Linked DNA regions of Mus musculus: all the other regions are linked to region 1. Evidence: chromatin loops called from intact Hi-C (ENCODE). Cell type or tissue: left cerebral cortex. All regions are shown on one strand. Each heading gives the region's core, and the rest is flanking DNA. Links, peaks and the distances in the headings are about the cores only.

The links. Peaks named below come from ENCODE experiments on the same cell type or tissue, not always from the same donor. Only the 100,000 strongest peaks of a DNase experiment are listed, where the experiment ranks them.
Region 2: a loop joins it to region 1, with 38 times the contacts of the local background. A loop is called at or near these places in 8 of 42 quality-filtered maps.
Region 3: a loop joins it to region 1, with 27 times the contacts of the local background. A loop is called at or near these places in 4 of 42 quality-filtered maps.
Region 4: a loop joins it to region 1, with 30 times the contacts of the local background. A loop is called at or near these places in 9 of 42 quality-filtered maps.
Region 5: a loop joins it to region 1, with 29 times the contacts of the local background. A loop is called at or near these places in 2 of 42 quality-filtered maps.

Annotation. Positions count from the first base shown.
Region 1 is chr3:98,402,006-98,408,019 of GRCm38, reverse strand. The region is part of intron 1 of Zfp697 (zinc finger protein 697); the gene reads right to left. Among named protein-coding and RNA genes, the nearest start is that of Zfp697, 23 kb to the right of the region's middle. In left cerebral cortex, for the core only: no CTCF peak of the experiment used is centred there; DNase peaks (open chromatin) are centred at 1,047, 1,442 and 3,342; H3K27ac peaks cover 316 bases.
Region 2 is chr3:96,942,465-96,948,478 of GRCm38, reverse strand. No RefSeq gene overlaps it. Among named protein-coding and RNA genes, the nearest start is that of Gja8, 19 kb to the right of the region's middle. In left cerebral cortex, for the core only: no CTCF peak of the experiment used is centred there; no DNase peak of the experiment used is centred there.
Region 3 is chr3:97,157,952-97,163,965 of GRCm38, reverse strand. It overlaps Acp6 (acid phosphatase 6, lysophosphatidic), which reads right to left and starts at 5,189. Exons shown (of 10, transcript NM_019800.4): 1 at 4,601-5,189. The coding sequence starts at 4,798. n-TEctc12 (a tRNA gene) reads right to left here and starts at 5,881; the gene lies at 5,810-5,881. In left cerebral cortex, for the core only: no CTCF peak of the experiment used is centred there; DNase peaks (open chromatin) are centred at 2,910 and 5,223; H3K4me3 peaks cover 1,403 bases; H3K27ac peaks cover 801 bases.
Region 4 is chr3:96,935,153-96,941,166 of GRCm38, reverse strand. No RefSeq gene overlaps it. Among named protein-coding and RNA genes, the nearest start is that of Gja8, 12 kb to the right of the region's middle. In left cerebral cortex, for the core only: CTCF peaks have their summits at 2,288 (motif pointing left), 4,585 and 4,734 (motif pointing left); DNase peaks (open chromatin) are centred at 2,269, 3,390, 3,763 and 4,744; H3K4me3 peaks cover 330 bases.
Region 5 is chr3:96,957,911-96,963,924 of GRCm38, reverse strand. No RefSeq gene overlaps it. Among named protein-coding and RNA genes, the nearest start is that of Gja8, 35 kb to the right of the region's middle. In left cerebral cortex, for the core only: no CTCF peak of the experiment used is centred there; DNase peaks (open chromatin) are centred at 391 and 3,271.

The DNA.
Region 1 (6,014 bases), core at 562-5,561:
CATGACCAAAAAAGCAAGTTGGGGAGGAAAGGGTTTATCCAGCTTATACTTCCACATCACTGTTTATCACCAAAGGAAGTCAGGAGAGGAACTCACACAGGGCAAGAACCTGGAGGCAGGAGCTGATCAGAATCAACAGAGGAGGGCTGCTTGCTACCTTGTTTCCCATGGCTTGCTCAGTCTGCTTTCTTATAGAACCTAGCACCACCTGCCCAGGAGTGGCCCCCACCCACAGTGGGCTGGGCCCTCTTGCATCGATCACTAATTGAGAAAATGCCTCACAGCTGGATCTCATGGAGGCATTTGCTCAGCTGAGGCACCTTCCTTTCTGATGACTCCAGCTTATGTCAAGTTGACTCCCAAACCAAGCCAGTGCACTCTCCAATTCTTCTGTTCCTCTAAAGCAGGTATTTTAAGTTTTGTCAGATGTAGGCTAAAGAACACAGGCTTATTTTAGCTGCAGACTGTCCCCTCTTGGCCATCATTCCTAACTCTGCACTCACAGTCCTTAGCCCAGAGGCTGGCTATAGCATTGCTCAATCAGTGATTGCGGATAGCTGCTCTTTGGACTTGCTTCCATGGTAAAATGCCTTTTTCTCCGAAGTCTTCACAGGCTAAGCAGCTTCAGCCTCCTATACCAGGGCCAGAGCAGCAGTAAAGGGTGCAGTGTCGGTCATGGTGGATAAAGTCCTGGTGTTTTAATGTTGACACACCAGGCCTTTCTTCAAACTGCCAGCCTGGCCGCTGGACTGGGAGGGGTGTCTTGGGGGGCGTTTCTTATCTAGTGCTGACCTCCCTTAATAGAGTGTGGGGGCATTGTGTGGAACTTGAAAGAGAGACCAGCACACCCTGGCCTCATGGCAGTTGTTCGTGGTTTTTGAACATTTGTAGAATCATTTAAGAAAAAAGTTCCATAAACTCAGCTAACAAGTGTGGGAAATTCATCAAGTTCTTATTTTGTTAATTCTGTGTTTGCTTTCTGTGAGCACGCAGCATGCTGGGAGAAGCAGGCGTTTATAAATAGCTTGTATAGTAGGCAGCCAGATAAGCACCAGAGGAGATACATCACATGCAAATGTGTTGCCTCAGGAGACAGTTTCATTGGGAAGTCCCAAAGAGCATTTTGGAAGGGGTATGAGATTAGAACTGCATTGTCATTTTAAAAATGTAGGTCTTCCGCATCGGCTCAGAGAAAGGGAAGGCTCTGAAGAGGGGGAGAAAACCAGGTGCAGGTGCAGCTTGGGCCAGGGGTGGGGATAGTAGAAGCATCCGGTGTAGCGTAGCGTGTTAGCTCTGGCTTGGGCCAGCCAGGGGTGGGGATAGTAGAAGCATCCGGCGTAGCGTGTTAGCTGCACTCTCCATTGCTGTGATCAAGAGCCTGACAAAGCGACCTGAGGAGGGTAACTTTTGGATTACAGCCTTGAGAAGATGCAGCTAAAGCCACGACAGGGAGAAAGAGGCAGCTGGCGGGTGTGTCCCCTCTGAGAGAAAGCAGAACAGAGATGCTCAGCTCAGCTCAGTTTCTCCTACGCATTCCGTCTGGGACCCATAGAATGGTGTCATGGACATTCAGGGTGGGTCTTTTATCATAGACATAGTCAAAGGCTTATCTCCTTAGATGATCTTAGATCTTGTCACGTTAACACTATTAACCACCAAGTGTAATGAAGGGCAAAGCTAGGGGGAAATCCATAAGGTAATGTGGGAAAAGCAAGCTTAGGTCTGTCTTTCCTTCATCCCTCCTTCTTTTCTCTTTTAGACAGGGTCTCAAGTACCCCAAGCTGGCCTTCAACTCCTCTTACAGCCAAGGATGACCATAAACTTCTGTTCTTCCTGTCTCCCCCTCCAGAGTGCTGAGATTATAGGAGTGTACTACAGAGCTAGCGATCCAATTCAGAGCTCCATGCAAGCTAGGCACACATTCTACCAACGGAGCAACATCCTCAGCATGCATTGTAAGAGTGTTGAGTATATTCCATGAAAATCCAGTGAGGGAGTTGGAGGAGAAGGTGCCACGGCACGCCAGGTTTGTGTTTCAGGAGGCTCACAGGGATATCAGGCTGGTGGATGGACTCATCCTGGATGGTGAGAGATGGGTGCGAAAGCACTAGGCAGAATGTACAGGCAGCCTGCAGGACGCAGCATGGAGTGCCTGCTAAAGGTTTTAACAGTTCAGACACGCAACTCTTTAGAGCAGATTCTCTGTTAGCAGAGACGCTTTGGGCTGCTCTTGCAAGCATTTCAGTGGCTCCCTGTGGCCTGTTGGATCATGCCCAAGCTTCCTAGACTGTATTTCAAGCATCCATTATCTTCCTCCTTTATGGTTCTCCCTACTGCAGTCAACAACAGACTCTCACAATGAAAATATTTAGGTCTTTTTTTAGGCCAAGTCAAACTGCTCACGGTCTCCAGCTTTGCCTTAGTTTATGGTCCTGAAGGTCCTCAGCTGAGGTGATCTGATATAAACCTCAGCCACTCGGTCACTCAGCCACTCACATGTAGGTAAACGCAGGCTTGGATGCTCACCTTGGCCTCCCCCTCTTAAGTTCAATAATGTTTCATCCTGCCAGGGCTCTGTGGGCCTCACACCGCTCCAAGCCATGACAGATTGTTATAACTCATGCAGGCTCCCAGGGGAGAGACCAAGATGAAACAGAGTGGGTGAGGCTCATCCACATACTCCTCTCTGCCTCTAATTCAACCATTTCTGCTTGGCTTCAGGGGCTCTATATATGAGTTTATGGGAGAATACATTTGAACAATTTCGATGCTGCAAAAGAGGGCTGTGAACACAGTCACCCATACCAACTTCCTTTTGATTGAAAAATGAACAAAAGAGGTAGAAGGAGTTTTCCATCTATTTGTTTCTAGACAGGCACCTACAGGAGCACGGAGGCACAGTGGCAGGGGCTTAAGCAATAGGAATAGGAACCTTGCCCTAGGGCCTCAAAATCCCACTGCCTGTTCCCAGGTACAGCAGTTGCTCTGTGTTATGTATTTTGAAAAACTTTGGAATCCTTGAGTCAAAAGGTGGTGGTCCTGGGAATCTTTACTGGGCAGGAGATGGTGAAGAAACCCAGGAAAGCCACGATAGGGATGTGCCGTGTTTGAGGGTGAGGATGGTTCGGCTGGGATGACTTCAAGGACCCACGACAGGAAAGCAACCTTCCCGGCTACCACCTGGGCCCAACCCTCTCTTGAAAAGGTCTAATAGAGGATTCGTTGCTCTCAGAAGTCGAACAGTACTTCCAAGACACCTGCCCCTCACAGACAATGTTGGCGCCAGGGTTTATTTTTGGCTTTTAGATACAGCCAAGCCTGCTCTATCCTTGGCACAGATGGAAAGAGGCTGTAGGCCAAAGCCGGAGTAGGAGTCTGCCTCATGAGAGGAAAACACCCAAAACTGCTACGCTCCCAACCTCTCCTCATCTCTGAGACAGTCTCCCTCATGCCAGACTGAAAGAAAGCATGCCCATGAGTACAGAGGGGGTGCCTATGAGTACAGAGTGGGTGCCTATGAGTTCAGAGGGGGGTGCCCATGAGTACAGAGGGGGTGCCCATGAGTGCAGAGGGGGGTGCCCATGAATGCAAAGGGGTGCCTATGAGTACAGAGGGGGTAGCATCAGTCTAGAGAGCTACATCTTACAACTGATCTCATTGGTTGCTGGGGCTGCCTCACCCCAAGTGTATTCAGTCAGTCAGCTCCACTTCGTCACTCAAGCTACACTATGTGACCTCCTCCTCTCCTGACCCAAGGCTCGAATCATGACCATTCAGTTTTCCAATGTGCCAACCTGTAAGAGTAATGACATGAGACCACCTGTGTCAGAATGTCTGTCAGAGGCAATGCCAGAGCCTTGTTTTTCCTCATCCACAAACCAAATGTTTTTTGGTGTCTATCATTCGTTCAGTGAGTACTTATTTATTGCCTTAAGTTATTATTTGCTAAACACTGATGTCAGTGCTTATACTGATCTCAGGAATATAGAAATAAGAATGCCAAAGCCTTTGACACAGAAGAGTTTATATACTAACGAGGGGACACATAACATAGCTGTTCCCCGAAGTATTTCCGAGATGATAAGGGTGCATTGCTCCGTTAATAAGTGACAGGTTGAGGGGCAATAAATAAATACGGGATATGGTGGAGTTAGAAGTGATGAAAGTTAAGATGGAAATTTTATCATGGCCTATTAAAATTTCAGTTGTGGGGCTGGAGCGATGGCTCAGCAGTTAAGAGCCACTGTGCTCTTCCAGAGGGCCTGGGTTCTGTTCCTAGAACCTACATTGGGTGGCTCTCAACTCTAGCTCCAGTGTATCTGGTGCCCTCTCCTGGCCTCTGTTGGTACCTGCATGCTTTTACACACACACACACACACACACACACACCACAACTAAAATAAAAAACAAATCTAAGAAGCTAGATTTCAGTTACATGCAAGGACATGGGCTATGAAAAAGATCAACTTGAGTTATTGCTTTCTCACTTCAACCTGTGGGTATTCTGGTGGTCTTTGAGCAGCCTCCAGTACGTTGGGAGAAACATATGAATAAGGAAGAAAAAAAAGGAAGGGAAGAAGGAAGTCAAAGAGAAATTTGTGTGCTACTGACCACGAATCAGGCATTTATTAAGTCGGCATGTGATGTTCTTCACAGGATAATGGACAGAGAAGGGGAGAAATCTATATACAAATGGACGTCTACTCCAGTAACCAAGCTGTGTCCTCTGTGATAAAGAATCCAACACAATTGGCCTCCTGGGCGCGGGTTGAGAGTGGCACTTTTAGGCTCTAGTGCTGTATTGAAGACTCAAGGTTAGTTACTGCTCCAAGTATGCTGAGTTCTCAGCAGAGATGTGGCCAGGTCAACATGAATATAAGGATGTCCATGTCAGGGAACCTGTAAGTGTTAATCTCAAATGCACATAATCTCACTGAGAAAATATCAGGTGACCAGGAAGAAGACCACAACTCACAGAACAAGACACTTCGTTCCCTGTTAGAGAGACTTCCACACTGTGGATACTTAAGAGAGCATTTTCATGGAACAAACGGATTTGTTCCTCCTGGACCCGTTACAAGTATTCATAGACTGTTTCCCCACAAACTCGTCAGTTAATTCTTTCAAGTTTCCCCATCCAAACCACCAGCCATTGTTGATGGATCGGTTTAAATCCGCTTTGCAGGGCATTCTCTTTCTAGATAAGATGTATTTCACAAGTCCACTCCACGCTCTGACAATGGAAGGATTTCCCTTTCCCATAGTTCCCCAGGGCTGCCCTTTAAGCAGTTTAGTGACAGCAGTTCACTCACTGCTGCTGTCTGCATACTGCATTGGATCTGTCTGTTGCCAGGGTTTTTTTAAGTTGAGACCAAGGGTAGGAGCTGCTACAACTGAAATGGACTACTTGGCTTTATAGGATTTGATTAGGTCTAGACACTATAGCAGTGCTTAGCCACCAGAGGCAGAGTAGGGACAGTTACCATGAAGGGCATCAGGGTCAGAGACATAACCAGGTTTGACCCCTTTGAATTTTGGGGCTGAAGATGTGGATGAATGGTTAAGGGCATCAGCTGCTTTTCCAGAGAACCCGGGTTGATTCCCAGAACCCACATGGCAGCTAATGACCATCTGTAATGCCAATTCCAGAGGTTCCAATGCCCTCTTCTGGTCTCTATGGGCACCAGGCATGAATGTGGTGCAGACAGACATGCAGACAAATGCTGATGCATACTCAGTTTTTAAAAATTCAATGAATGGACTACCCGGGCCTGACCTGGGGCACAAGCCCCTTCCGCTCCACTTGAGCCCCGAGGTACCTTGCCAGCAGAGGCGCCCGACACCCGCAAGGGCCCACACAGGATTCCCCACGGGATCCTAAGACCTCTGGTGAGTGGAACACAGCGCCTGCCCCAATCCAATCGCGCAGAACCTGAGTCTGCGGTACATAGGGAAGCAGGCTACCCGGGCTTGATCTGGGGCACAAACCCCTTCCGCTCCACTCGAGCCCCGGG
Region 2 (6,014 bases), core at 432-5,431, 1.5 Mb after region 1:
ACAAGAGCGGTACATTGTACTTATTAGCTGAGGAAAGAGAAGAAGTTCCAAAATGAAGGAAAGGGGTCCGAGAAAAAAAAGCATGGGAAACAGTAGATATGGCAGAAGGGAAGGGAAGGACCATCTGTAGCATCCCCGAGATGTTTGTAGCATCCCCAAGATATTTTTACAATGTCTACTTGAACTGTGGTGATAAATGAATGTTCCCAGCCAAGGGATTTCTGAATTGCTACTTTTACTCTGGAAATTCCACCAGGACATGAATGCAAGAAAGAAGGAGCCAGTGACCACCACCAGAAGTTGCCCAGTCAGGCAGTGATGGGTAGCACGTGCTTTCCCTCTGGCTAACTATGCCAGCTGGTTGTTTCATTGATCTAATTAATTTGACCCTTCATGTTTTAGTATCAAAATTTCTTACCCTACTTAATTAAGGGTCAGCAGAGTTTTATTAATATTCATTTTAACTAATATGCCTTCAAGGGACTTATGTTTTATTGAAGGTACCTGTCGAGTTAGCTGAAAAGCATCATGCAGTTTAATGAAGTCCATAAAGATAGGCATGAACAGAATGGACCACCCCAAAGGAACAACGGGTCATTTGTTCTTTTTCCTTCTATTTTTTTTTTCCAGAAAACTAGAAATGATCACACTAACTGCAAATACCCAAACAAGTTTGTCAAGGATAATGCAGTATAGATATTTGCTAGACCAGAAAATGACTATATTAAAAGAAATGCATCAGCCACCTTCCCCTACTGTGGCACTAGCTTCTTTCATTGACTATATTCAGCATTATATTATAGCATTGTGCTTATTCTTTCTATCGTTCTTGAGTTAAAGTTAGGGCTGGAGATAGCCTATTCTTAAGCTAAGTTAATTATCTCCTAAGTAGGTATAAACACAAACTCCACCTGACAATGCCAGTGGTTAGTTTAGGGACATTATGAAAATCATTAAACAAGACTAACACACAGGAGAAAAAAGTTCCCTTTGGGACCAAAGCCATTCTGTTTCCAAGAATAGAGGAAATGGCAGCATGGAGAATCATAATGTTAGAGATGTAATGTTCTGAAAGGCAGCTGGAGAGGACTCAAAGGGGCCAACCAGACTGATGTCTGTGATGTCATCTTGATTTGAGCTGATGGATGCCCAGACCTGGGTGTGTCTTCACAAAGGTTTTCTGGGAAGAGATTAGCATTTGTGTCAACAGACAGGGTAAATCTGTTGGGTAAAAACAGGCTGGGAAGATCTGCCTTTCCCAGTGCAGGTGGGCATCATCTAATCCCCGAGGCCTGGGTAGAAAAATAAAGACAGAAAGAAGAGGTGAGTCCTTTCCCTCGATTACCCTCAGATAGCCATCTTATCAGGGCAGTCTTCTAGGCCCTCGTAGCTACACTCCACCCCACCCCACCTCATCCCACCCCATCCTACCCCATCCCATCCATCACACCCCATCACACCACATCACACCCCAACCCACCCATCACACCCCTCCTCAGCACCCCAGCTCTGCTCTCAGGCCCTCAGCCAGAGACTAGGAGTTGTACAATCAGCTCCTGTAGAGCTCAGATCTTTGGCCTTGAACTAGAGAACTCTGCCAGGTTTCTGTCCTTTATCATCTCCTGAGCCAATTGTGCTTCCTGTAATAAGCCACCTCCTATTTATCTATCTGCCTGTCTACTTATCTATCCAATACCTGTTTGCTTATCAACCTATCCTATGCAATTCTCCCTCTATTTCATCTCCCAGTATGCTTCAGCAGTCAACAAAAGAGAAGCCAACTGGCTTTGTTATCAGGAAATTTCCAACCCCAGGAATGACTCTCCAAAATGAAATTTAAAAGCATCAATTTCAAGTGAGAAACATTAAAAGAACAGAGTTATGCATAAACCAGGAGACATATCTGCCAGGGCCCTCCTTCTTAAAAGGTTGGATCTAATTATACAGGGAGACATAAAGGTGACAGAGACAGTGGGAATGACCTGCGGAGATTCACATTACCCTAGCCAAGGTAGGAGGGTTAAAGGGGAACATTGGTGTTTCTCTAAATAGAAATGACTCAATGTGGCGATGATTTGGGAACCTTTCTCCTTTCTCTGTGACACGAGGGTCTTGGTCTTTTGTGCTCTTCTACATTTGACAATGATGGCAAGTCTGCTCCTTTTATCCAAGAGCTCTTCAGACTGGTTCCAGTTTACCTTAATGCACATGTGAAGGAGCAAATCTCCACCCCAACCTCAGAGAAGACATCTTACTTGTAATCCTCTCATTTCAAGACCTAGATAGATGACTTGGCAGTTAAGGACACTTGACGCTCGTGCAGAGGGACCAGGTTCGGTTTGCAGCACTTACAGGAGATTCACAACCATCTGTGACTCCTCTAACATCGCCTTCTGATCTCTGCAGGTACCAGGCTTGCACATGATGCATATATATGCATGCAAACAAAACACTCTTACACATGAAATAACTATGAATAAAATAAAATGAGGTAAAGAAGCCATTTCCACGAATGCCTGGTTTGCAACTCCATTGTGAGCTCTTTTCTCCCCTGGTTTTTTGTTTGTTTGGTTGGTTGGTTGGTTTTGGTTTTTTGTGAAGAGAAAGTGAAGTAAGTTTCGAGGTATTGGCTTGGGTCTCCTGCTTCTGCTTCCACCTCTCAAGGCAGGTACCGCATAGTGGGGAGCACACATTTACAGTTCAAGTCTAGACGGAAATCCTGGTTCTCACCCTTCTTAGCATAATGACTTTGCATAAATAAATTGATAGGTTTACTCCAGAGCTGGGGATATAGATCGGTGGTTGATCTATATCTGGCACATGAAAGATCCAGCATCCAAAAATATAATAATCTAAAAATTGTGTGTGTGCACGTGTGTGTGTGTGTGTATGTGTGTGTGTGTGTGTGTGTGTGTGTGTGTGTGTGTGTGCACGTGTGTACTCCCATCTGTGAAATGGAGTCAAATGAGATACTTTATAGATCTTGCAGGACATACATAAAGGTACCAGTCATATTGTACGTACTTAGTAAGTGCTCTGTTTTCATCCTGTCCCTGCTCACAACCACCAGCTATGTCCCTTGACTGTAACTGTCTAACAAGAACTAGACTTTCAGTCCCCGACAGCACAAGATAGATAGTAGCACACCTTTCTGCTTTACAATTTAATCAATAAATTGTGCTTTTTAAAACAGAATTATTTTTGGTCAGGTTACCAATCATCAGCAGATGATGCACTCAGAGAGCTGTGCTGGTCTCTCTGGTCCGGTAACTGAGAGCCACGTCCCGAATTCAGTCAGGAGCCCTTCAGGAGGAGTCTGGAGAAGGAAACTGTCTGGCTTCAAAAGAGAAACCACAACATTTCCTCCTTCCCACCTTTCTTCTCCTACCAGCCTCAGGTGACTGTCATTCCCTCTCTGTTTCTGGGTTCTATTTTGGTAGATTCCACATTGTGAGTTGGTACAATGCTTGTCTTTTTGTGCTTGACTTATTTTCATTGGTACAATGGCTTCCAGATTGTGATCTGTGTTATAATAATTGATGGGCTATCATCCCACATAAGGCTAAGTAGTGTTCTGTTGTATCTATATTTTATCTTCCGTTTTGGTTGTTTTGTTTTTGAGACTGTGTCTTGCAATGTTGTCCAAGATGGTGCTGAACTCAATGGGTGGAAGTTACTTTCCACTTCTGCCTCCTGCGTAGCTAGGGCTACAGATGTGCACATCCATGCTCAACTTATTCTACATCTTCTTCATCATCCACTCATCCACTGATGGAAATTCAGGTTGTTTCTATATCTAGACTATGACCAAAAGGTAGAAACTTTAACAGAAACAGAAGTAAGTTTTAAGATCTCTTGCACGGTAGCTTGAGTACAGTCTATAGTAGTGTATGGTGTTGGCCATCTCAAAATAACTAAAAGAGTAGATTTCAAGTGATGCACCAGGAAAAGTAATAGAGAAGTAGATGAAAATGTTAATTGGATCAGTTTAATAATGGCATAGTGTATAGACGAATCAAAGCATAATGTCATACTCTATAAGGATACGCAGTGATGGTTTGTCAATCAAGAAGTAATACTAATCAATAGTTGAAGTAATTAATTTTAAAGAGTGGGGAAATACAGGCAGAAACAGTATCCTGGCTTTACATAGAAGCAAACTTGTGTCCACTCAGAGACTAACCCAAATCCAAATATGGATGGCATATGGCATTATTCAGTCTTTGGTGACCACTTTGCAACTATAGAAGAGCCTTCATATTGCAACACACACACCAGACAAGATTCACTTTATGGACATTTAGAACTCTTATTTTCTAAAGTGATAGTGGTTTATGTGTGTATATTATTTCTTGAGGACAAGGACCATGTTTAACTCTTTAGCATTTGTATTTTAGACCAAATGCATATATAGAAAGAAAGCACTCAATAAATATTTATTGAAAGAAAAGAGATATGGCATTTATATAGTCATCACTAATAAAATATTTTAATAACTCTAAAAGTCTTAGCTGGAAAATTAATCTAATGCCAAATCAAACATCATGACATTTTCTAAAGCCCAAAGCAAATATTGTTTTGAATGATCCAGGCAACTACTTCACAGATAACCAGAAAAGGGCCATACAGCCCTCTAACCCTCCCTGCTAATCTTCATCCTAGCTAGGAAATCAGCAAAATATTTTCTTCCTGGCTCCATGTTGCCAGATTTACTTAGACAATCGTGTGCCATAAGTTCTGGTTTCAGGACATGGAGACATCAAGCTGGAACTTCCTGCTGAGTAGCTTTCATAATGGCTAAAGATGCTATGCAGGCTTGGGGGCAGCAATGATGCTATTCTACCAATCTTCCAGGCAAGATGTGCCCACTGGTGTAATAGTGGCATAGTTGTTACGGGTATAACCAATCACTTCTGATGATTGGACTTCAAATCTACTCCACAGCTGGAAATTTATGTCTGTTATGTAACCCTGTTCAACATTCCATGGCTGGGAAGTTCATAGGTCCTATGGAGGGTGGGGAGTTATTACTAATAAATGGATTTATTACTATTGTTTTGCTAAATGGATATGTGCTCATCAAATCATCTTCTAGATATTTGTGTTTTATGCCTATGGATTATTTCTGATGGCAGCTTTGGTCAAAGGACCTTTTTTTTTTTTTTAAGTAGGTGGCAGCAAGTGACTATAGAGTGCTCAGCCTTACAGAGAACATTTCTATCACATACCCTACTCCAAGGCTCAGAGACCATCACAGAAGACGAGGTGGAAGACAGTTGAGTAGAGTAGTATGGAACACTGTCTTCCAGCATGACATGGACGGTGCACTCAGGAACTCACAGCAGCTGTAATTACGTGCACTATGTTGGTCCTCTCAGCATTCCATTTTGGAAGGAGGGGTGCTCATAAGGCTGCACCCCTCCCTGAGGATCTACAAGCAATTAATGGTTTCTGGAGGAAGAAAAGTCATTTTCTTCGGTGCACCTAGTAAGTCTCCTATGATCCTGAAAATAACCCCTTATCTATGCTTCTATAAGCAAGCCAATTAAACTCATTGGGCCACAGAGGAGAAAAAAGACGTGAAAGTATAGAAAGGGGAAGTTGGAAGGATCAGTGGAGTCAGAGTGGGGTAAGAGAGTAACTAGGACTGAATGTGATCAAAAAGTCATAACAAAGCCATTGTTACAATTAATTCATTTATGATCATCAAAGTTGTTATCCATAATTGTTTCTCCAGATTAATTTTTAGAATTAACAGCATACTCTTTATTCTAATGATTTTATTCATAATTCTCACAGACATTTTCTTTCTTTTTTAATTTTTTTTCTTCAAATTTTCTCGTCAGTGTCTCTAAAACTAAGTAGTCAGAAATACACAATGTAAACCCTGAGATGGGCTCTATTTTTGGCCTTACTCTGGATTCACTGCAGCTGTGCCCAAGGCATCTAACAGGGTCAAATAGCTTGTCAAACACCGTCTATAACCTGTCCTGTCAGGCAATACCAAAGGTTCC
Region 3 (6,014 bases), core at 447-5,446, 1.2 Mb after region 1:
TGATCTGGATCTGTCCCATCTCTCTCCTTCACTGTAGTGTAAATCCTTTTAGAGCTTAGACCAAGGCTCCATTCTGGTTAAAGCCACAGAACCCAACACATAGGTCCACAGGGCCACTCAGACACCGTAGATGCAATCTCTAAGCACATTTACCAACAGAGGACCTATGGTGCTTCCCAGGGGCAACTCCTGATGACCAGGTCATGTTGAGTCTAAGCACATGATTCACAGTTTCAAGCATGGATGACATATCCATTCATACACGCTGTCCAGTCTGTGAGTAAAGGGGAACTCAGACCAGACACAGTGACAGGAGGCTGAGGGAAGAGTACTCGGAGTCCAATGGCCAATGCAGCCACGCGGGTGCTGGGAACTTACGCAGAGTCTTCTCCAAGAACAGTCAATGCTCTTGACTGCTGGGCACTGCTCCGGCCCCCTGGGCATGAATATCACCCCAGAAGAGTTCAATACCAAGGCCAGGCTTCAAATCAAGATCTTGTTTCAGAGGCTGGGGTTAGGGGAGAGACAGCTTGATAATTTTGCCTCATACAGTCACATAAATATATACACATCATCTTTAATGAGAAAATTAGGGGGGGTAGGGAGATGGCTCGGGGGTTAAGAGCACTTACTGATCTTCCAGAAGACAAGGACTCAGTTCCCAGCATCTACAAGGACGCTTACAACCTCCTGCAACTCCAGTTCTAGGGGCTCTAATGGCTCTCTGGCCGCCAAGATCACCAGGACCTCTTGTGGTGCACAGATTTACACAAAGGCAAACACACACACAACCATCAACAAAAGAAAAATAATAACTCTTAAAAGAAAATTGGGTGATAGCAATACGTAGAATATAACTTAATGTGACTGATTCGCAGCAAGGGGGAAAAGACAGTAAGAAGCAAATGTAAGGACAAAAGGAATGGAAAGCTAACAAAAACTACATACGGCCAACAGCGCATGTCTATTGTGAAGGGGTACAGATTCTGGACTACACTCTCTGGCTTTTAGAACTTGCCTAGACAAGTTCAAAGATACAAGCAAGACAAAGCTCAAGAGAAGTATACCACCCCTAAAGTGAAAATTTTCTCCCTCGGGGCATCATAAGGGGATAGTGGAATGAAGTGGACAGGTTTCCGGTAGTCAGAGCAATGGGTTCTGTGGGACTGTTTGTCCCTGTTCATTCAATTTAGTACAAAGATCCCACCATATCACAACCCTAGGAAGGCAACGTCACAGTGGGATGGATTGGTTACATCCCATGTTATATGTATATATGTATATATGTATACACACACATACATACATACATACATACACACACACAGAGAGAGAGAGAGAGAGAGAGAGAGAGAGATCTCCTGACCTTCCAGGATAAGGTCTCAGGAAACAAGCAATGAATGGCCTTGTACATAAGGCATCACAGGAATTTTTAAGTTGCCGAACTCTGAGCCTCATTCCAGGCTAATCGCATCTGGGATTTTATGGGGTGTGGTGTCCACTTCTCAGTGCTATAGTGCCCAGATACTTCTAAAGCACCAGAGGAGAAGTGTTCTTGCAATGCTCAGATACCCTGTACCAATTAAATCTGAATCTCTAGGAGGAAGACCCAGGCATGATTTTTTTTTAACACGTATGAACGTTTTGGCAGCATGCACATCTATCTGAGCACACATGTGTCTGGTGGCCACAGAGCCCAGAGTACAGCGGAACCCCTAGAACTGAAGGGCTCCATTCAGAGAAGCCATGCAGGTGCTGGGAACTGAAGCAGCATCCTCTACAAGAGCAGTAAATGCTCTTAACTGCTGAGCCATTGCTCCAAGCCCCCATACTATCTCTGAAGAATTCAATATCCTGCCAGGGTTTAGAACCCAGTGGAGTGAGGAACTGGCACATCCTTCATAGATCCACCTCGGCTGAGCTTTGGGCAGGAATTAAGCAACACAGCAGGCTTCCCAGCTCAACCACACTGTCAAAGGCAGACAGGAACTTAACAAGGGACTGGGCTAGGCTCAACTTCATAAGAGTTGAAAGACCTCCCTACCGGGGGTCACCTTGCCGCTGTCTGGAAGAAGCCTGGGGGAAAGTTTAAAGTCGAGTTCAAAAGTTTGCTTGAAAGTGAATTGGGAGCTACTCTGAAGGCCAGAAACATGTTCAACTAAGTTCCATGATTTTATTTCCAAAGCACAGATCAACTGTTACCCAAACCGATAAGAAAACAATTCAGCCAAACTTGTATTGTTTCGAACAATGCCTCTTTGTAAGGACCCGTGAGAAGACTGACCTGATGACAGCACGCCTGTCTATAAACCAGTCAGAAATCAGAAATCGTAGCAAAGGTAACTTTAGTCTTATCATTGTCGCTGTGTAGTCTGTTCTGACAAGAGCAGAATAAGGAAGGCTAGAAAACTCAATAACCATGGATTTTGAAAAGAAACCTTGAGAGACAATATCCAGAAACAGGTTCAGATATATATATATACATACACACACACACACACACACACATATATATATACATATATATATACACATATATATACATATATATACACACACATATATACATATATATACATACATATATATACATATATATACATACATACATATATATATATATACATATATATATACACACACACATGATATATAACATATATTCATATATCCTATTATATTAGAGTCAGTCACAGGAGGCTGATGGCATTTCCTCACAACCAGAGCTGGCTCCATCCCAGGCTTTTATTCACAGAACTTTATCCAAGAAAACCAGACGTGCTTTCTGCCTAGGGCTGGCGAGAGAACTCGCAGCTAAGCGTGCTTGCTCTGGGGACAGCAGCCAAAGCACCGCCACGAGGAGCAGAACCACCTGTAACTCCAGTCCCAGGAGAGCCAACGGCCTCTTCCAGCTTCTCTGGCCTACACACCCACACACCCCTAAGTCTTTTTTAAATTTAAAGTAGCAGCCTACAGTCTGCCGTGTATGAGTGGGACGTTAAAGCAACGGTCCTGCTCATTCTACAAAGCAAGGCCATGGAACTACATTCTCCACAGTTTGGAGCTACAGGAAGAAAAGCTAACGAAGCTGGGATTATTGGGAGCTTCCACCATAAAGGTGTAAGATTCCCATCACACACCAACTGGTTCACACACGTACACACACACTCCCTGGAAGGATTTAAACCTTTTTTTTTTTTTTTTTTTTCCAATTCAAAGAGGCAGGAGTAATGTAATGAATATCTTCCCAGTAATGAACTGAGTGGGGTTGGTTTTCTTCCCAGTCCCCTCAACAAAGAATGGGGATAATTTGTCAGTGAAGCCAGTCCTATACTGGAATCCACCAGTTCTATACTGGAATCCACCAGTTCTATACTGGAATCCACCAGTTCTATACTGGAATCCACCAGTACAGGCTGGTATTGATAGGTATTTGCACTGTCTATATACACTGGGTCTAGATCCAGACAAACTTTTATTCTCTGCTATTACTGCTAACTTTGTCTAAAACATAAATATATCTCTCTAACACTCTTTAATAAGAATAGAGAGAGAGGAGGGGTGCAAAGAGGTGGGCATGTGTAGACAAAATGATAAGACAACCTGAGAGATCTAATGTTAAAGGCGTAGAGTGGGTTGCAGTGCCAGACAGAAAGTAGTACAGCCATAGGAACAGGCTAACTGGAGACCTGGTAAACAAACACCTGCTAAAAGATATTTATTTATGTGAGAGCTGCCCTGGTTGCTTGGCTTTTTCATGTGTAACCCTCTTTAAAGACCAGATCTTGGGTTGAAACTATAACTCACAGCCCTTCAGGAAAACAGAAATGACCATTAAGAGTATTTGCAACTGAACAAATACAGACTCCATGGGTAAATTCAACCCGGGGTGTTAGGGACTTCTGGTGCCCTTTTCTTGTATACTGTTAGGGGTTATTTTTTAAACAAAAAGCTAATTATTTGTGCTTTAATCATAATTATCCTGACTTATAGCCACAAAATTAGTTAATTAACTTTCCCTCCTTCTTACCACAAATCCTTTCCAGATTTCTAAACCTGACCTTAAAGAACCCCAAGATACAGTCCTTGTCCGCAATAAGACTTCACAAGATCTCAAATGGTCTCTGGCAAGCCCACAAGAAAAATCTGTATTAAGATCTGGTTCCAAAGGTGCCAGCTTGCTCTGTACTGCGGAAGCACTAAAGGTATCTCCTGGTACAATGATCTCTGTTATTAACAACCAGGCACTTACAAGGTCCTTGAACTCAAGTTCAACCACAGAACTACGAAACGTGACCCAACTCCACATCCGCAGAATCAGAATCTGCATTTAAATAAGAACCCCCGCCTGGGACATTCTTATGCATCTTTGAAAAGTTTCACTACACCAAGCAACTGAAAGTTTGGGGGGCAGGGGCTGCCCTAGCCAGGAAGGCTTACACACCACACCGGTGGTTTGGGATGAGCATGGGATGATGACTCCAGGCCACAGCCTGAGGGCCAGTCTACTGTTGTTTCCCTCTGGTCTGGACCCAGCCCGAGCCCCGACGGGGGACGCTAAAGTGTGTCCCCAAGAACCCCTCTGTGGGCCGCCTCTCACCTGCTCCTCCAGCGGGAGAGGCTTGAGCGGACTCCGTGCCCCGTGTCGAAACACCACCTGCACCATTTTCAGCTCCAGTAGGTTGCGGTCCACCGGACGCTGGCCATTAGGAGCCCGCTGCTCGGCCAGGGCCACCCGCCGCTGGTGGAAGCAGTAAGCCAGCGAGGTCAGGACACCCACGGGGACCCACACGCGCATGATGGAGGCTGTGGAAGCTGAGGGCTCCGCAGGCAACGCGGCTCAGCAGCTACTCAGAAGTTCGCGGGAACTGGAGGGCAAGTGCATCCAAGCTCTCAGAACAAGCGACTCTAGCGGGGCGACCCAGCGACAGTCAGGCCGGAGGTGGAGAGAAAGGGGTGGGAGCAGAAAGATTGTCTAGTAGTTTAAGCCTAGCGTCTGCCGGCCGCCCCTACTGCATGCAGGCTCAGTCAGGGCAGTTACTTGGACCTGAAACTTGCACTTCAAACCGTGTGAAGGGGAGGCCGCAAAAGCAGAAGTTCCTCGGACACCCGGGATTCGGGTCCACATTTTATAACCAAGCTCCCCACGCAATCTCCTGACCTCCCACGGACCTGCTCCAATTAAGTCTGCGCACAGGAGCACGGGAAAGTGAGTCCTGAGACTTCGTCCGATCTGGAAACTCAGACCCGTAAAAACTACAACTTCCACAATGCTATGCGCGGCCGAGGTCCCCAGGGAGGGCAGTTCCGTCGGCCCCCCGCCATGCTTAAGGTCCCGCCCCCCCCCCCCACGCCTCCCACGTTCCACTCCCAGTCCCGCCAGTCTTCAATTTAAGGCTGCCAAGAAGCCCCGGGTAATTAAGGGATTTCGTCTGTTTTTTTTTTTTTTTCCCTTGAGGCTTTGCCTGGGGTGAGTAGGGAGGAAATGAGGGTAAGGGGAGGCAGTGTTAGGATTGGTGGGCAAGGGGAGTAGTTTGAATGTGGAAGAATTCCCTGAAGTCCCCAAAGCAAGATTACTAAAGTCAAGACCTGAAACATCTATCAGCTGAGTGCTTCCTATTTGTGAAATTCCCTTTCCCCATTTTGTTTAAGAAAATTGAGCTAGGGATGTAGTTCAGCGGTAGAGCACTCTCGGGGCATGCGCAAAGCATTAGAGCCAGCGGTTTTTTTGTTTTGTTTTTGTTTTTTGTTTTTTCTCGAGTGATTATTAAGTACTTTTTTTAGAAAATTGTGAGAGAAAAAACAGTATTTCCCTGACCGGGAATCGAACCCGGGCCGCGGCGGTGAGAGCGCCGAATCCTAACCACTAGACCACCAGGGAAGTTAGGAGACAGAGGCTTGAGAGGGAAGATAGTAGACCTGGATTGGAGCCACCAAAGAGTGTCAGGAGAGGCCTGGAGGAATGGCGGTAGTGTTGTCAACATCTGAAGGCATTCTCCTAATCTTTTAACTGC
Region 4 (6,014 bases), core at 407-5,406, 1.5 Mb after region 1:
GTGCTGTGAAGAGGCACCATGGCCAAGGATACTTGCATAAGAAAGGGTTTATTGGGGGCTTACAGTGTCAGAGAGTGAGCCCAGGACCATTATGATGGGAGCATGGCAGCAGACATCTTGGCATGCCACTGGGGCAGCAGCTATGAGCTTACATCATGAACTACAAGCATGAGATAGAGAGAGCCAACTGGGGATTCTGTGGGCTTTTGAAACTTGTAGTCCCACCCCCGAGACACACCTTCCCTCAACAAGGCCACACCTCCTAATACTTCTCAAACAGTTTCACTAACTGGAAACCAAGAATCCACATCCTCACTGAAACCACTACAGAGGGTGTCGGATCCCCTGGAGCTAGCATTACAAGCATCTGCAGCACGTGGGTGCTGGGATCTAAACTCCAGTCCTCAGGATGAGGCAGCAAGCCTTCTTAACGACTGCTCTGTCTTCCCAGCCCCTGGTTTAAATGAGATGCTTCGGATTGAACCCCAAGCCCTGTGCAGGCTAAGCACGGTCTTTACTCCCAAGCTCTCTCTCCAGACCCTAAATTATATTTTATACAGAAAGGAACTAAGCCGCATGAACCCCGTCAGCTTTCCTGAGATCCTATAGCAAGAATGGTAAAGTGCAGAGGTGAAACACCTGGCTTTGCATTATCCTCACTGCATTTTTTAAAAGTTTTTCTGGGGCCGGAGAGATGGCACAGCAGTTGGGAGCGCTCGCTCCTTTTGCAGAGGACTCAGGTTTGGCTCCCAGCACCCATGTGATGCCTTCACAACCATCTCTAGCTCCAGCTCCCAGGGACCCCCCCCCCTCTTCTGACCTCCACAGACACCAGGGATGCACTTGGTGCACTATACGTGCAGGCAAAACACTTGTACATGAAATAATTTTTAATTATAAATACTTGGGGTGGGTGAATTCGTTCACATGCCCACATACATGTGAGGTACACATGAGCGTAGGCATGTGCGTGATACAATACTCACATGGAAGTCAGAGAAGGCCAGTTCAGGCATCAGTCCTCAGCTTCCACACTGTGGAAGTGCTGCCTACACTGTGTTGGCTCCTTTTCAAACTTCCAAGGATTCTGTTCCCACCTCCCATCTTGACTCCGGAGCACTGTAATTACAGACTTCTATGTCCAACTTTACATCTCTACCCTTACAAAGTGAGCTCTTTACCCACTAAGCCATCTCCCCGGCCCCTACCCTCACTGTATGCTGGCTAAGTGTCTGTCACCAAGTAAAAGCCAGTCTGTGGGCCAAGTTCTTTACATAGATTATTTCATTAAGTCCCCATAACAGTCATTCCCCACCTCAAATGTCAAAAAACTAAGATTTAGAAGAATTAGCCAAATTCCCTGTAGATAGAAAGTGGGCTCTGAGATTGCCGACAGAGCCCAGAAATACAGAAAATACTAAGGCACGGTGATAAGCCACGACTGCAGTCTCCCTAGAAGACTCTAATCTGGAGGATATGAAAATACAGCTGCGGGCCTAGGACAGAAGTTCCCCGGTACTTTCCACTCTTCTGGACTTTACAATAGGCCAAGGGAAGAATGGAGCCTTGCCCAAGAACTTGAAGTCTCTGTTGGTTCAGCTATCCAGCTAGCAGCAGAGGAGACTTCCTCCCTACTGCCTCCCTTAGCATTAGAACCCACAGTAGCAGGGACTTCCTGCAAGCAGGTCTGTCTGGGATTTGCAGGCTTGGGACTCAAATTCACACAATCTCAGGTGTAACTCTTAGAATCGATTCTGAACAATGCTAACTTACACCCACTACGTTTCCTTCTGCTCTTATCACCCCTGGTTCAGGCAGGGGCACAGCAGGGCTCTGCAGGCCCAGCAGAAATGCAAGCAGGTCTGGGAGGGGTAAAGGGAAGGAATGTAGTAGAGAAGCGTATTTGGATTTGGTCATTTGGGACTGAGACCAACAGATGGTAGGACAAAGATCACGGTTATGAGAGGGGCTTTTGAGGGAGGAGGAGGAGGGAAAAGGAGGAGGGAGAGGAGGAGGAAGATGACGACGACGACAACCACCACCACCACTACCAACAACAGCAACAACCATCCCTGAGGGTCACCTAACCCCACCAGGATAGTGAGAAGGACATTAGAAGACCAGAATAATTGTGGCCACCGAATAAAAAGTTACACACGCACACCCCATCTTCCTGCCTGCCGTTCCCTGTCCCTTCATTTCCACGCCCATTATTCTGGTGTGACAGAGTTCCCCTGATGCTCTCAGGCTCTAAAGCCGGAACAGCAGCACCCCCTCGTGGTCAAGGCTCACCAATGGTCCAGGCTGATTCTTTGCTCGATTACCCAGGCAGGAGGTAATGGCATGCTGAAATGAGTTCCTTAGATTTCTGGCTGTTCAATGGCTTCTGTAAATGGCACCGCCTCACTCCCGCTACCTTTTCAGCCCGTTTTACCCACAGATAAGATATATAACTACCTACAATGCTCCAATGTGACCTGTTGGATCTTTTTTTTTAAGATAGATTTATTTTTATGTTATGTGTGTGAGTGCTTCACCTGCATGTCAGGGCACTGGGGGCATACCCGAGGCTTATGGAGGCCAGAAGATAGCACTGAATCCCCTGTAACTAGAGTTGCAGATGGCTGCAACCATGTGGGACTAGGAACCCAGCCCAGGTCATCTGCAAGAGCAGCCAGTGCCCTTAAGAGCTGACCTCTCTCCAGCCCATGCAATGCATTTTGATGATAGATTGTCCTTGGGGAGGGCAGATTTTTTTTTTCATGATTTAATAAATCAGTAGCTCTGGGCTGAAGAGGAAAAGAAAACTCTATCTTTGCTCCCATTTGGGGCCATTCTGCCATGTTGAAGCAGGCTGGTTTTCATTCATTTTAAACCCAAATCAATCAATCAATCAATCAATCAACCTCTTAAATCAGGCAACATCACATGTGCACCTCTAATGAATAATTAATTTGGCAGAAGAGAGAAAAATCACACCCAGCCATTGGGTGGATAGAGGAGTTGGGGAGTAAACCGTGCTGACCATGTAATGGTCCAGGCTTTCTCAAGAGGTGAAGGAAGCTCCAATGGTCAAACCGGGGCTAATATCCACCAAGCTCTCCCTGTGTCTGTGCAGACACATTGTCGTAGTCATTGTGTCTGGACTCCAGCAAGTTCGCCCTCCCCACAGGTGCTCCCCTGCCTCTGTTAAGAGAAAGTCAGAAGCAGGTGGATCTGGGAGGATGGTGTGGCACAGACACAGCCCTGTCATCTGAGGGCAGGGCCTGAAGTCTAGACCTATCCTGGCCACAGGCAGGGAGTGAGCCGGGCAAAAGGGAGCTAGGAGCCAGCCCGTTTCCATAGATACCGATTTCACTTGCATTTTATGACAGCTGTGCTAGGCTGCCTGGAGAGGCATTGTTTAGACGCCTGGGGGACTGGCTTGGAAGGAAAATGCAGTAAGAGCGATTTCTCATAAAGCCTGGTGCTTTCCCTCACTAAGGGGCAGCCCTGGTAGGACCATTCCCTTTAGGTATGTGAGCAGCTAGAAATGTCAACCTCAGACACCATGAAGGTCATCCAAAATGACCCTTAGAAGCAAGCCATTGTCAGGACCACTCAACCCTGAGCCCAGTGTGAGAGTCTCCCTGGGACTTATGTGAAGAATCTCACCCTGGTCTTCTGCGGGACCTAGAAGAAAACCTGGGAAAACTTCCCCTGTGCCCCAGTTGAAGCCAATGACTGACTCCTGAGAACCTGCAGTGCTATGTCTTGCTTTTCCATCTCCACTCCTACATCTCACCTACCCAGAAGGCCTGTCTCTGCTCACACTCAGCTTCTTACCGCACACATCACCAGGTTCTCTCCTTTGCTAGGGCTTCATAAACTAGATTGAGCAAGATGGATCTCCTGTGCTCAGCAATCTCAGACACTGGTGGGAGAGACAGACACATAAATGAACCATCGAGAACAAGAGAACAGTAGGGTCAGAGGAGACTTTCAAGAGAAACTAAAGCTTCAATGAGGCCTCAAGACATGAGTCAGGGTTCAATGTAGAGGCATTGCATAGGCAGAAGCTTGGCAGTAAGAAGGAGGGTAATGGGAATCGGGACCCCAACGGGTCGCAGATGCTGAGAGTTGAGTACAAAGACATCAGTGGCAAGAGATGGGCAGGAGTAAGAGATGAGCAACACCCCCCCCATGCACCATGCTACAGACCCAAGCTGCCCCTGACCCCCCACGCTGCCCCCTCCTCCTCTCCTCTCCCTCCTCCTCCCTCTCCTCTTCCTCCTCTTCCTCCTCCTCTTCTTCCTCCTCTTCCTCCTCCTGCCCTTCCAGGTGCCTTGCAGCAGGTCCATGAGTGACTCATTGATAGCAAGCCACAGAGAGGTTTAAGTACAGGAAGGACATGACTAGGTTTGTGTTTCAAAAAGACTGTTTTGATTTCCAGACCCAACCTCCACTCATTCCCCAGCACAGTTTACTTAGCCTGAGACAAGTTCTGACCACAATAAAGTTTACATCAAAAAGTTAAAACTCTACAGGAAGTATAGGAGCACTTTCGTGTCATATGTGAGACCCTGAGTTGATCCCCAACACCACACCAGAAAAAAACCAACACATACAAACAAACAAACAAACAAACAAACAAAAAGTAAGAAAAAGGCAAGTTCTTTGGAACTGTGAAACTTACTTCATGCAGAGACCGACTTCAGAGTCGTTTATCCTCTGGCTGTGTTGATGGTGCCATCTAGTGGTAGAACTGTATGTAGATCGCCCTCAAGCTTGCTTCTGAAGAATTGTCTTAACAGCTTGTATTATTATCTTATTAAATCCCCCCAAACATCTCAATGATGGAATGTGTCACTATTATTTCCATATTAGAGGCTAAGATTCCAAGGAATGGTAACTTTACGTGGAGCCTCCGGGGGCTTAGGGACTGCAGTTGGGGACTCCCTCTTGTTTGCCGTTATTCCCTCTTCAAAGATGAGGGAACTGAAGCCCTTCATGATTGACAGACTAACTAAATTGCACCATAGGCAATGAAGTTTTCCTGCCTCCATTTCCACATTTTCCCCAGGAAAATGTTGACACATTCAATATGTTTATTTGAGGCAAAATAAAATGAAATGGCAAAGGGAAAAGACCCATTCTTCCTTTCTTTTCTTTTTAATTCAAGGCAACTGTCCCTGGCTGCAGTTTTACTTGTCATGAATGTCAGCCAAGGTGCAGCTGTAGGCCAGACTTGAGTAATTGTAGGAAGGACAATTGCAACCAAAATATACAAGGTGTGGGGACCCAGGAGCTCGACCCCAGAGGTTGAACGGGTTTTATTTCTACAGACTATGCAGCTGGTTTTTGCATAACAAAATGTTTCCCAGGATCAGAGGGGGATGTTGGGGTTCAGGTTATGAGTCTGAAGTAAAACTCTCACTGAGATAACAGAGCACCTCAGCCTTTGCTCCTGTCTGAAAGCTCAGGGGCAGCCTCTGGGAGCTGCTCACATCCTCTGCTTTTAGCCTACCTCCGAAGGCACCAGCAGCCACTCAGAGTGCTTTCCTCTGTGTGCTCCTGATTCTCTCACCCTCGTTTTTGTCTCCCCTTCTCCACCTAAGGACCCCTGAAATTAGGCCAGGCTCATCAGTCCTCTAAGAATAATAGCCTGGGACTCAGCCTGCCCCAGCGTGCCCAAGTTCAGATTCCCCCAACACCCACATGCAACTGGGTGTGATAGCACGTGCCTGTAACCCCTGGGGCTTGAGAGCCAGCCAATCAGCCAGCTGGCGAGCACCAAGTTCAGTGAGATTGTCTCAAGAGGTGAAAGGTGAAGAGAATATGTCTCATGTCGACTCCTAATGTGTGCACAGAGTCACATATATACATACATGGGGGAGGGAGAGGAAGGAGAAGAGGAGGAAAGGGAAGAGGAAGAGGAAGAAGAACAGGGTTGAACTAGGGCAAGAACTTAATCAGGAAAGCGTTTGCTTTGCAAGCATAAGAACCTGAGTCTGCTCCCCCAAGCACATGGTGGT
Region 5 (6,014 bases), core at 275-5,274, 1.4 Mb after region 1:
TAGACCTGAGTCTGACACCCCTTGGCCAGGCTGTCCCCCAGCCCTGTGGCATGGGGCATTTCCTGGCCTGTCAGAATGAAGGCCAGTAGCTGGTTGCTGACCTCAAGCCTGCCAAAGAATGGCACCACAGCTGTCTGAGTGTGGCTTGAGGTTTGGTGACAACTAAAGACTCCTTTAACTTCATTGACAAATCAATTGCATTCTTGTCAAAGTATCTGACCCATCCGTAACAGAGCGGCCACATCAGAGAGTAGAATCTAACAATAAAACCTCTCACATTCTTGTCTGCCCTGATCTCCCTAAACCAGCCCGGCACCTGCGGCTCCTTGGCAACACGTTTGCTGGCTGTTCTATTACAGGGAGTGTGGTTGCCTTTTGTAGGAGATTTCCTGCCGCCTTTCAGCCAGTGACTAAACTGGCTGCAGCTAATTCTGCTGGGAAGTACCAGCTGCTTTCCCACAATCCTGCAGCCATTTCCATGAATCAATTTGGGAGCATTGTAGACCCTTGAAAAGCAGCCATAAGGCTCTGGTGCCTGATAGCTTTAGTGGGATTTAGCATCCTCAGCAATGGGCTGAACTTAAAAAAAAAAAAAAAAAAAAAAAAAAAAAAAAACCATAGAATCTATTAGCAGCTGCCCCTGAAAATGCCTGTGTGGTTTTGAGCAAGATAAAGAATCTCTCTATTCTCAAGGCTGATAGGATGATCTCAACCCATACCTGTGGTCGAGGAGTGTATAAGGAAAAACAGGGTGCGCCTAGCGCGTCTCAAGTTCTGTATCAAGAAAAGATGGCATACGCAACTGTATTGCTGCAGTTATCCAGTGTTTAGTGGAAGGGAGCAATGTAAAAGCCCAGCCCTGATAAAACAAGAAAGATGCCACGTATGAACTTGTTCACTGAGCATGTATGCAAGGTCATAAGCAGACAGGGATGGCCTAGCATGGTCCCTGTTCTCACAGAGCAGAGTCTAGGAGGGAAGATAAAACTAACCAGGTTCACAAGTATAAGGAATGACAGAAAGGAAAAATAGCAGTGTTAGTGGTCAATGAAATGGGTATTGGTGTTGTTGTTGTTGTTGTTGTTGTTGTTGTTGTTGTTGTTGTTACCAAGCGAGTGAACAGTTAAGTCAGAAGAGGGTTGGCACCCAGAACTCCTGCTTCGTCTTCTGAGAGCTGCAGTTTATCCCTTGGATCCATTAGCAGTTTATGATCATGATCATCAGAATAGCATACACTTTGTATGTGCTCCATACATACTCTGCCTACACTCTGCACACGCTCTGCACATGCTCTGCACACGCTCTGCATACGCTCTGCACACACTCTGCACACACTGCACACACTCTGCACACACTCTGCACATGCTCTGCACACACTCTGCACACGCTCTGCACATGCTCTCATAAGGCTGATGTGAAGGCCAAATAAGAAAGGCCTCAAGAGCTGGATGGTAGTGGAGCATGACGCCTTTGATCCTAGCACTCAGGAGGCAGAGGCAGGCGGATCTCTAAGTTTGATGCCAACCTGCTCTACAGAGCTAGTTTCAGTCTATCCAGGGCTACAAAAAGAATACCTGTCTTGAAAACCCAAAACCAAAAAGAAAAAAAAAGGAAGGGAGAGAAGGTAAGGAGGCAGGCAGACAGAGGCTGGCCTTACAAACACATTTTTAGAAAGCCTCATAGATGTGAGACTCTGTTGCAGCTCAGGGCCTCATACAACACTGGAAAGTGGCCACATTAGCTTGTCCTGCCCACTCAGTAGAAGTTATGGTACCCACATCTCTGTACTTACCAGAGGTGTTTGCACCTCGCCCTACTGAGAACTGTACAATATGCCTGTTCCCAGACTGCCTGCCTTAGCCTGCTGGCCTTTGCCCTCTCTTAGTCAACATTTTAAACACTAAATCAGTCAAAACCCAGGAAGGTGTTTATCAATGTAGAACACAACAAATGAAGCTGAAAATAGAAAACACAGAGACTGTCAGGGGCCTGAGATGATCTCCCCAAGTTACAGGATGAAGCATAACCGAGGTAGACGTAAGGCCCTGCAGTTAGCTTTACCAAAGCCCATACAGCAAGAAGAGAAGAGACTTTGGGACACTTCAGCTTCCCCATCTGGAGAGAGTTTGCTGTTGTTTCCAGAGAGCGGGAATCTATCTCATTTAGTCACATAGGAATTTATTACAGGAATGCAGTTTATTAGAGTAAACATTCACTCTGACTTACTCTTTTGATTGCAAACCTGGTATTTCCTGATTTAACTTTAATGTGGTTTCAGGTATATGGATGTACTCTGCTCTTCCTCACCTATAATGTTGAAGATACATAGTCGACATTTTATATACATATAAATACACATACATATAATACACATAACATACACGTATAATATACATACATATATCTTGTTCAGAATGAGACAGTGAGGCACTGCTGGACATTGGCAGAGTCATAATATTCCCTTCTAAAACTCGAAAGTCCTACCTTTTCTATAACGTCTACCTCCTCTAAAGAACTCTTCCCAGTGAGTCACATAACTGTCACTATGTCCCCACACGCAGATGTCGGGAGGGGAGCTTTGGGTGTGTGTGGAGGGTGAACCTGAAGAGGATGAGCCACTGCTCTGAACGGAAACTCTGTACTTCCCAATCCACTCGCTCAAAATTCAGTTCTGGGTGAGAGCTTTCGAAAGACAGCAGTCATGCCTTATACTTTATAAAATCTTCAATGTTCTCACAAGCGTGTACATGTATTGAGTACCCAATAAACAGTAGCAGAATAACGTGGTAGAATGAGCCTCAGTGTGTTCCATCACACCTAAATTTGAATAACAGGTTAGTGAGTTTCCTTCTAGATATTCTGGTTTTTAAAAAAATTAATCTTCAAAAGGTTCATAAAAATACCCTCTTTATAACGAGTTTTCCGAGCTTGAAATGCCAGCACTGGCTTCACTAAGCCCAAGAGCAATATTTCTTTAAATGGGAGAGTAAAAATAAGATTCGCTGCTGCCAGTCTTCCTAAGTTCCTGTACAGACCTCAGATATCTGCGGCTTCTGGCCCCCAGCAGCCCACAGTCCCTGAAGCCCAGTCCCTCAATACTCCCTAAAGTCACAGGAAGGCAGCTGTTCTGGTTTAACTCAGCTGAGGCTGCGTAGGGCTGTCTGGGAAGCACGGGGTTTCCTTTCTCTGCCGCTGCCCTTCCAACAGCATCCGTTTTTTTGCACTTCAACAAACGTTTGACTGCTCACTGTGTTCCAGGCAACCTAAGGCCAAAAGAGACTCCAAAGTCTACGGGGTGTGATTCTACCCTCCAGGAGCTGGGTCTGCTGAGAACTGCGAGTACACTTCCACAAACTAGTTTCCTACAGAGCGGAGAATGACAACAGCCAAAGGCTCGGGGAGCTTCCCAGGATTCCAAAGTGGGCAATTATCTCTAACTCTGGTGAAAAAAAGAAAAACCCCTGCTCTGCAGGAATAATGGGTGGCATTTGAGTCATGCTTATCAGAGCCAGCTAGGGAGGTGGAGAGGGCATTTAGGCAGAATTGCCTAGGTAAAGCTTAGAGGGAAACAGAGCGGGAGGCCTTTACATCAAGGCACCAGACACAAATGGTGCACAGACATACGTGATGGTGGTTAACCATGGAATAGTGGGCAAGAAATGTAATATGGCCACAGCGCCTACATCCTGTCAACAACCTCTGGGCAAGCTTGGAGGTAGAACCCATTGTCACACCTTGTGTTGACTCTGTTCCGACCTGACACCTTGAGCATAGTCTTAAAAGAGAGCACGGAGAACCCAGTGGAACCCTGTATAAATTCCCCACCCAGAAAAATATAGCAAATGTCTAGTTTCAAGCCACAGAGTTTCTGAGGAGATTTGTCATGAAGTACTAGGTAGCTAATGTACCTGAGAAGGCTGGGAGACAAATTCAGGGCCAAACTGATGATGTGTCTGAGCTATGAGCTTCTATAGCTAATGCAGAACTGGGAGATGTTGAAGGTTTGAGCAACGACAGGATCGGAGATCAGTTTTTCAGACTTGACCTGGTAACAACACACAAGAGAAGACAGAACTTCGTGTTCCCCAATTCCCTGGGATACCTCAATGCCATGAAGGCTTGATGAGCAGTGAAGAAAACCTGATCAACAGTGACAATCGAAGAAACTGGAAGACAGGAGAGCCATGAGTTAGACTTAAGTGGCCTTGGCTGTAGTCAGAAGGTTGGAGGGAGGTGAAGGGGGCGGGGCACAGAACAAAATATGATCCCCAAGATAATGAGGAGCTGGAGAGAACTTAAGTTTGGTTCCCTGCATGGCACCTCACAATCACCTGTAACTCTAGCTCCATGGGGCCTGATGCCATCCCTGGCACCAGGGGCACCAGGCACACACATAGTGTGCGGGCATAAAAGTGGGGAAAGCACTTATGCACAAAAGATAAATGAGTCTTTTAAAAAATGAACAATTAACGAAAACAAAGTTGGAGATATGGAAGCACCATTGATAAGAAAGACAGAATGAAAAGTGGGCCTCAGGAAGGAAACTATTCAGTTTAAAGTACCAGGGAAGCATGGGTGGGTTTGATACTGAACTAAAGATGAATCCAGGAGTTTGGGTGTCACTTACAGGTCAGAATCCACACCTTCATGCGAGAGCCCGTGTGACCCGGCTGTTATCCTCAGGTGAGGATAGAATTGGGGATCTGAGTCTCACAATTTAATCTTGAAATCACGGAAGTCCCAACTTAGGGAAACTCGCTGCCTCATTGTCACGGATGCCAGAACGAATGGGGTCCTGTAGAGAAAGCCCACATCAAAAGGACTTACCGAAGGAGCAGTTAAAGCTCCAGATCTCATTGCAGATAAAATCCATATTCATATTGGGAAAAAGGCTACCTTGTAGAAACATGCAGTATATAATGCCAGTCTCCAAGAGAGGAGAAAGATTTCCACCTCACAGAACGAAACAGTCTAGAAATTGGCTGCGCAACAGTATGAAAACAATACCAAACTATCCCTGCAAATGGCATTGAGATAATAAATATAATGCTATTTGTATTTCCCCATTTAAAAAAAAAGATTATTTGATTAAAACTTCCTAGCACCTCATCAACAGACTTCTAGTAATATCAAAAAAAATCATTAACATAGAGATAATTTACTAACTACTTCCTACATGCCTTGTAAATTAGTAATCACACACACAAAACTGCATGCAATGAGATAGCTGCTGTTGATGTCAGATAGACTAGGAAATGTGCACAAGGCACAGAGTTGATTAGCAACAGAGACAATGACCATTTGGACCGCGATCTCTGGTCCTAATAATGTACGTCTTACTACACAACCCTGCCACTGGCTGAAACATAGGGGGTTATGCTTTTTGAGTTATGCTTTTTGTTTACATTTTTAATATTTTGAGAAGTTCATGCATGAATACTATGTTTGCAATATTTTCAACCTTCCCTCTATGCCTCCAAGTCCTTCATGTCTCCCCATTCCCTTTCAACTCCACAATCTCTTCTTACTACACACACACACACACACACACACACACACACACACAAAACCTACCAGGTAGCTCATCCCTAGAGAAGACTGGTTCTCTCTCTAAGTAGCCATTGCTTGCCTGTAGCCCTTCACTGGGATGGAGCCTTCTAAGATTGTCCCCATCCACAATGGGATGTCAACTGGTAGTGTCATTATACAGGTTTTGTTTAGGCAACCATGTTGTTGATGTTTTATGGGTGTAACTTTTCTGTCATGTCTAAAAGACACAATCTTGCAGTAACTTTCTGGTCCTCTGGTTTGTACAAGCTTTCTGTCCTATATTCTGTCCCTTGTTCCTGGATCTCAGCCATAGGGGTGTAGATAGGCCAATGGCCTATGTCCCTTACACTCGTTCATTCTCTGTATTTTGGCCAATTTTGTACCACCATAGTAGTCCCTATCTGTTGCAAAAAGAAGCTTCTTTGATGAGGGATGAGAGCTATCTGTATCTGTAGGTATTTGAA